Linked DNA regions of Homo sapiens: region 1 is linked to region 2. A link is an interaction called in ENCODE POLR2A ChIA-PET data of the cell type or tissue named here. Cell type or tissue: CD4-positive, alpha-beta T cell. All regions are shown on one strand. Each heading gives the region's core, and the rest is flanking DNA. Links, peaks and the distances in the headings are about the cores only. Region 1 holds the start of LOC124904494 (a long non-coding RNA gene). Region 2 holds the start of FCMR (Fc mu receptor).

Region 1 (2,906 bases), core at 120-2,619, 360 kb after region 2:
GTAACCTCTCTAAGGACCTGGCTTGGAGCCCTCTCATCTAAGTAGCAAAACAAATAAACAAACTCAGCTTTACCTCCACTCCCACCAAGATACTGACAGACACGAGGCCTGCAGCCAACTAGGAGAGTGGCCAGGGCACCCAGGCTTGCTGGGTGTCTAGAGGCGGACACCTTTAGGAAATACAAGTCATGCCATCAGGAAACACACGCAAGCCCCTTCAGGTTACCCAAACCGACCCAGGAAGTTAAAGTGGTAGCATGACAGCAGCCTAGGCCAGAAGTTTTCGTCTGCTTCTAAAAACACCCTGGACTTCTGCAAAGTTGCTGGATTACGACTTAAGGTGGTTTCTGGCCACTTCAAATACGGAAGTCCCAACCGATGAATGTGTGTTTATGAATGTTTATCAACTGATGAATGTTTATCTTATTGTGGGATTGGGTGGCATTCAGTTTCCACCTAGAACTTCTAAGCTAGGATTTGGGGAGGGGGTGCGGTTATGAGACCGTGCACTCAGGCACAGGTGAACCTGCAGCCAATCTACCAGCCAGGGGCAGCCCCCACATTCTGGAGAGCCATTTTGAAGAGATCTGTGGATGGAACCGCTGTGAGGAGGGCTGACCAACTGAATAGTGCAGGTCCCTGAAGGGCTCCAGATACGATGCTCAGCCCTCAGGGCAACTGCCTGGCCACTTTCCTGACATGTGGCTTTGTCCCTTTGCTGGGAGCAAGGTTTCCCTTCTAGATTGACCACAGAGGTTATTTCCCCCCACGAAAGGCTCCTGCATTCCATTATTATGTTTACCTTTGAAAGATGTTTGCTCTGCGCATTTCTGAAAAAGGTAGTCTTAGCAGTGAAGAAGCAGTCTTCCAGTTCCTCGTCCAGGCTGCAGTACCCACTGCTCATGCTGCTGTCCACGGTCATCTACCCCGGAGTTCCCGGCCGAGGCCGCCAGCGCATCAAGGGGGCCGGGCTTGGGATGCGGCGGAGGGAGGTGGGCACCCCTCCCCGGGCTCCGCTTGGCGTAAGCCCCTAGCTCTGAGCCCCGAGCCGGGAGCTGGTCGGGTAGCGGACCAGGCAGAGCCGGCGGGCCGCCTGCGTTTCTTTCAGCGGGGTGCGAGCGCTCGGGCGGCCCGGTAACCTGCTCCTGTCCCCGCGCCGCCTGCGCCTGCAGAGCCCCGGGCGCCCGGCTCGCGCCTCACTCCCTGACTCGTCCGGGCTCTGCGGTTTCGTGTCCCCGGCGCCAGCGCCCTCCCTCCGCCGCCGTGCAGAGCGCCATCTCCGCACCTCCCCCGCCTCCCGCGCCTTTCCTGCCCCTCGCGTAAAGCAGTTCTGAAGCCACTTCCTCTGCAAGGTTCCTCAAAGCCGGCTCGGCTGTCACTGCGCCCCTCCCCCGCCTCCCCGCCGCCTGGGTGCCACCCGCCCCCGGTGGCAAGTGGACTCAGGGAACTGCAGGTCATATAAGGGATGCAGGGAAAGAAGGGACCAGGATGGACCCGAGGGGGAACATTCCCTCTGTTCTTTCTTCATCATGCACTTGCTTCTGGAAAGAGCCCATTCTCATCAGCCCCGGTGACTCAGGTTCCACGGAGTAAAAGGTGCTAGCTATAAGGGCAACACCATCCCTCCTCCCTTCTCCCCCATCCACTTCCTCACCCCCACCCCCTCCCTCCCCCATTCGCTGGGTGGGGGAGCCGGGTCAATCGGAATGGTTAGAGAAGAAAAAAATCAATATCTGCCCTGCCTGGGGAAACAGCAATATTTTAAGTTGGAAATGCCAGAAGAAACTGCAGGGTCACCACAAACACATGCAAATCAGATGCAGAGTTATGGCAACCTAGAGAGCAAGCTGCCTTCCCACCCATAGAACTTGGCCCTCAGGAAGCCTCAGGATACACAGGAGCCTGCAGACACTGTCCAGGTCATCTGTGTATCTTCCGGATAGTCTGAGAAAGAGGGGTCTTGGCCTGATCTTGTCATTCCTAACATTGAGAAGGGCTCATTTATATTTTCCCATCTGACTGGACAAAGGAACACATAGGGCTGAATCCTTCAAAGCAGTTAAGACAATTACCCCACAATAGATCAATAGCAGTTCTAGCTACCATTGTTTGAACAACTCTCTGTGCAAGTGATTTACGTGCACTCTATCATTGACTCATTCCAATAGCCTTGAGACAGAGACTGTGTACAGATGAGAAAAGTAAGGCTCGGAGTCACACAGGTAGAACACGTGTGCTGGGACTCAGCCCTGGTGTGTGCAGCTGCCTACGCCCCAGTCACTGTCATGTACAGACCCTCAGCAATGATGAGGCTATTTGGGTGGGCACTTTGCCATCTTTAAATACAGTGGGGGCTGGAGTCCCGGCAGGGAAACTGCCTTCAGAGGCCTGGCTTTGCTACCATGTTCATGGAGTCTGATGGCTCATGGACCCCGGAGGGCCCTGGACTGTGGCTGAGAGGGGTTATCAGGTCTCTCTCCAAATCTGTGTAGCTTTTCCTACAGTTCTGAAACAATCCAGTCCTGGGGAAACATAAGCTGGGTGGAGGACTAGACTCAGCCCCCCGGACACCAAGCTGCCAACTCCATCTTAAGCTCTGGCTACCTTCATGAGAAACCCTCTCCCTCTCCCACCTAAGCCAAATCCGTCAGTGCTCGGGAAGGTTTCAAACTGCAGCCCAATTTGGCTTCATCCTCCCACACAGTCTTCTTCCCAGAAGCCTGCGAGTGCCTGGCAGGCACAAAAACAAGAGAGCTGAGAGTCAGCACCCCAGCCGGCTGGCCGCCCTCGGTGCAGGAGAACTGTCAATACCAGTAGCTGTCTTCTCTGGCAGGCAGATAAGAGGAGGGAGACGGTCAGCACCCGGGGCTGGGGTGAGCTACCGGGTGTTTGCAGGGGAAGATCTC
Region 2 (2,902 bases), core at 403-2,902:
CTTCACACGCTCAAACATCAGAGTCATACAACACACATCATACACTCACACATTCATTCATACATATATTCATACTCACACACTCTTGCCCCCACACACATCACGTTCATTCACTCATATTCCCCTTCTCTGTCTCTCCAAGACAGCCCCAGGCCTCAAGCCCAGTGCATGGTGGAGCCCAGCTGTGTGACAGCTCTGGGGCATTGGGAAGAGCCCGCTAAGTAGGGAAGGGTGGGGCTAATCCCAGCTGGGAGCTCTGGCACTAAGGAGAGGCCCGAGGCTGCCCTCTGCCATCTTGGCCCATTTCAGGGCTGGAGGACATCACAACCACAGCTGCTCCGGGCCAGGGGAGATTCAGATAGGGATGGGGCAGGGCAGGCTGCCCACCCCCCCACACACTTCCTCTGCACCTGCTCTGAGCCTCACATTCAACTTCCACCACGGATGTTGTTGTTTTAGAGAACATGTGACAAATCTGCTGTGTGGGGGCGAGCAGGGAGTGGCTGACACAACCACTGTGGAGCCCGGGTCTGTCAGGCACATCCCCCCAGAAACAGTGTGAGTATAGCCCGGATCCTCCAGGGGCACAAGAGGTCCTTTCACCTGGGGTTGGGGCCCTGAGAACTGACCTCCAGGGATGAAACTTCCAGGAACAGAGCCCTGAGAATGCCCTCATAAGTAATACCCCTGCGCAGCTCACAGTGAAGGCTTCTTAAAGCACTTCCATGCCTGTGAGTTCTGCTGGGCCTCAGAAAAGCCATGTGAGGTGGGCAGGGTAGGGGCAATCCCTACTTTATCAAGGAAAAAACCGAGGCCCAGGGAAATTTGCCCAAAGCTAGAAAGTGCCAAGCCAGTACAAGACCTGAGGTCTTCTGACTTGCATCCAAAACTCTTCCCAAGATGCCCTGTGGCCTCAGCATCTCTCTCCATCAGTCATGGGCCTTACCCTTGGGCCCTTGGGGTCCTGAAGGAGAGCTCTACCAGGGTGCTGTGACTTCAGGCAAAGTGGCTGCATGACCTGTCACACCCCAGTTCTGGCATTGCCTTGGTGGTCACTGGACAGAGGCCTGAGCCCTTGCCACAGGGCAGCACCTTGTGGGGACACTTTGGGGAGATTAAGGGTGAAGGTTGGCTGAGGTGCTGGGGAGCTATGTGAAGTCCTCAGGAACTGTGTTCTGCAGGAGGGAATGGCAGGGATCATCTAGTCCCAGCTTCGTTTATTTCCTAGATGAAGAAATTCAGGCTCAGAGAAAAGTAATGGATTGCTCAAAGTCCTTAGTTAGTACCCCCACATAGAAGGTGCTCAAAAACTATTGTAAAGGTGAGTTAACTGGTGACTGGTAAGGACTACAGTCAGCATCTTCTGACTTCAGGCCCAAGCGTCTGCCCATACAGCCTTTCTCAGGCAGGGAAAATTGGTGATAAGGCTCTTTTATCCTGAAGGCAGAATGAAAGCAAATGACCCCAGCACGGAAGCCAATGAGTATACATAAAGCACGGGAGGCCCTGCTAAGAAAAAGCACCAAGACAAAGGAATATCAGGCCTGGTCACTGCTAATAGTCTGGAGGAACTTCTTAGATGCCTTTTGAACAGGGTGACCCTTTCTTACTCCACACAACATGTTTTCTCAGCTCCTGACTTCCGCTGTGGTTTGTCAGCACTCTCTTTTTAGCCTGAGAATAGTTAGCAAACAAGGGAGGTTGTCATTTCCTCATCGTCAAGCTTTGTTCCTCGTGGGGGCTAGAAATCTCTTTCCAGTTCCAGATTGTGAAGGGTTCCTGAGTAAGCAGCGTGTCTCCATCCCCCTCTCTAGGGGCTCTTGGATGGACCTTGCACTCTAGAAGGGACAATGGACTTCTGGCTTTGGCCACTTTACTTCCTGCCAGGTAAGTACCGTGGGGAAACACTTCAGACCTCTGAATGAGGCTTGAATTGGCCACAAGTAGAATAATTGCCTGGTAGCTCTAGCTCTGATGTTTCTGGATGGATTCAGTTGTGAACCAACACCTAGGGCAGGACAAGAATGGAGGCCATGTGAGGTGTTGGATGCCTTCCTCACTCCATGGTAATGCTCCTTTCTCCACTCCAGACACTCTCCTGTTTCAGTCAGGTGTTAACTCTATCACCCAGGCTGGAGTGCAGTGGTGTGATCATGGCTCACTGCAGTCTTGTACTCCTGGGTTCGAGTGATCCTACCACCCCAGACTCTCTAGTAGCTAGGACTACAAGTGCATGCCACCATGCCCAGCTAATTTTTAATTTTTTTGTAGAGATGGAGTCTTGCTGTGTTGCCCAGGATGGTCTTGAACTTGTGGCCTTAAGTGATCCTCCTGGCTCAGCTTCACAAAGCGCTGGGATTACAGGTGTGAGCCACTGTGCCCAGCCAGGTGTTAACTCTTAAGAGCTGAAGGTGTCATCTCTCCTAAACATATTAGCCTATTAATATGGGATCTTAAAGCAAGTGTCTCCGTACTTCTTTCTTCTTACCTCTACACTCTTTCTATAGATCTTTTTCAGTCCCGAATTTCCAACTTTCAACCCTAAATGAAAATTCCGTAATCCATTCAGTAGCTCTAATCTATTTCCTGAATTCCATATCTCAACTTACAACTGTCTCCTGGGCAACCTCTGCTTCAATATTCCACCAAGATTTGAAATGTAAACTGCCTAACCTTACCTCAATTCTTCATTGATCACCATCCAAACCAGCTATTTCACCTGTCTGAAGTATCGCTGATCATCAGCCACAAAATGCCAGAATGGCTAATTACCACCTCTTCCCATGTATCCTCATTCAGACCTTGATCCAGTCAATGGCCAAATCATTGCAGTTTCTAGATCCATGTCTACTGGGATAAGAAGCAGCAGCAATTGATACTAGGAAGGTAACAGAGGAAATGG

Evidence for each region. ChIA-PET counts read pairs that join two places held together with the same protein. Peaks named below come from ENCODE experiments on the same cell type or tissue, not always from the same donor. Only the 100,000 strongest peaks of a DNase experiment are listed, where the experiment ranks them.
Region 1: POLR2A ChIA-PET joins it to region 2 with 11 read pairs; 7 of 35 experiments call an interaction of 5 or more read pairs at or near these places.

What each region holds. Positions count from the first base shown.
Region 1 is chr1:206,555,590-206,558,495 of GRCh38, reverse strand. All of the region lies in intron 2 of RASSF5 (Ras association domain family member 5), which reads right to left. LOC124904494 (a long non-coding RNA gene) reads right to left here and starts at 128. Exons shown (of 2, transcript XR_007066831.1): 1 at 1-128. RefSeq lists enhancers at 636-885, 511-1,011 and silencers at 1,036-1,375, 1,396-1,465. In CD4-positive, alpha-beta T cell, for the core only: no CTCF peak of the experiment used is centred there; DNase peaks (open chromatin) are centred at 245, 1,275 and 2,195; H3K4me3 peaks cover 2,500 bases; H3K27ac peaks cover 1,864 bases.
Region 2 is chr1:206,920,803-206,923,704 of GRCh38, reverse strand. It overlaps FCMR (Fc mu receptor), which reads left to right and starts at 1,764. Exons shown (of 8, transcript NM_005449.5): 1 at 1,764-1,887. The coding sequence starts at 1,851. RefSeq lists enhancers at 244-323, 984-1,193, 1,734-1,863. In CD4-positive, alpha-beta T cell, for the core only: no CTCF peak of the experiment used is centred there; DNase peaks (open chromatin) are centred at 434 and 1,654; H3K4me3 peaks cover 2,500 bases; H3K27ac peaks cover 2,500 bases.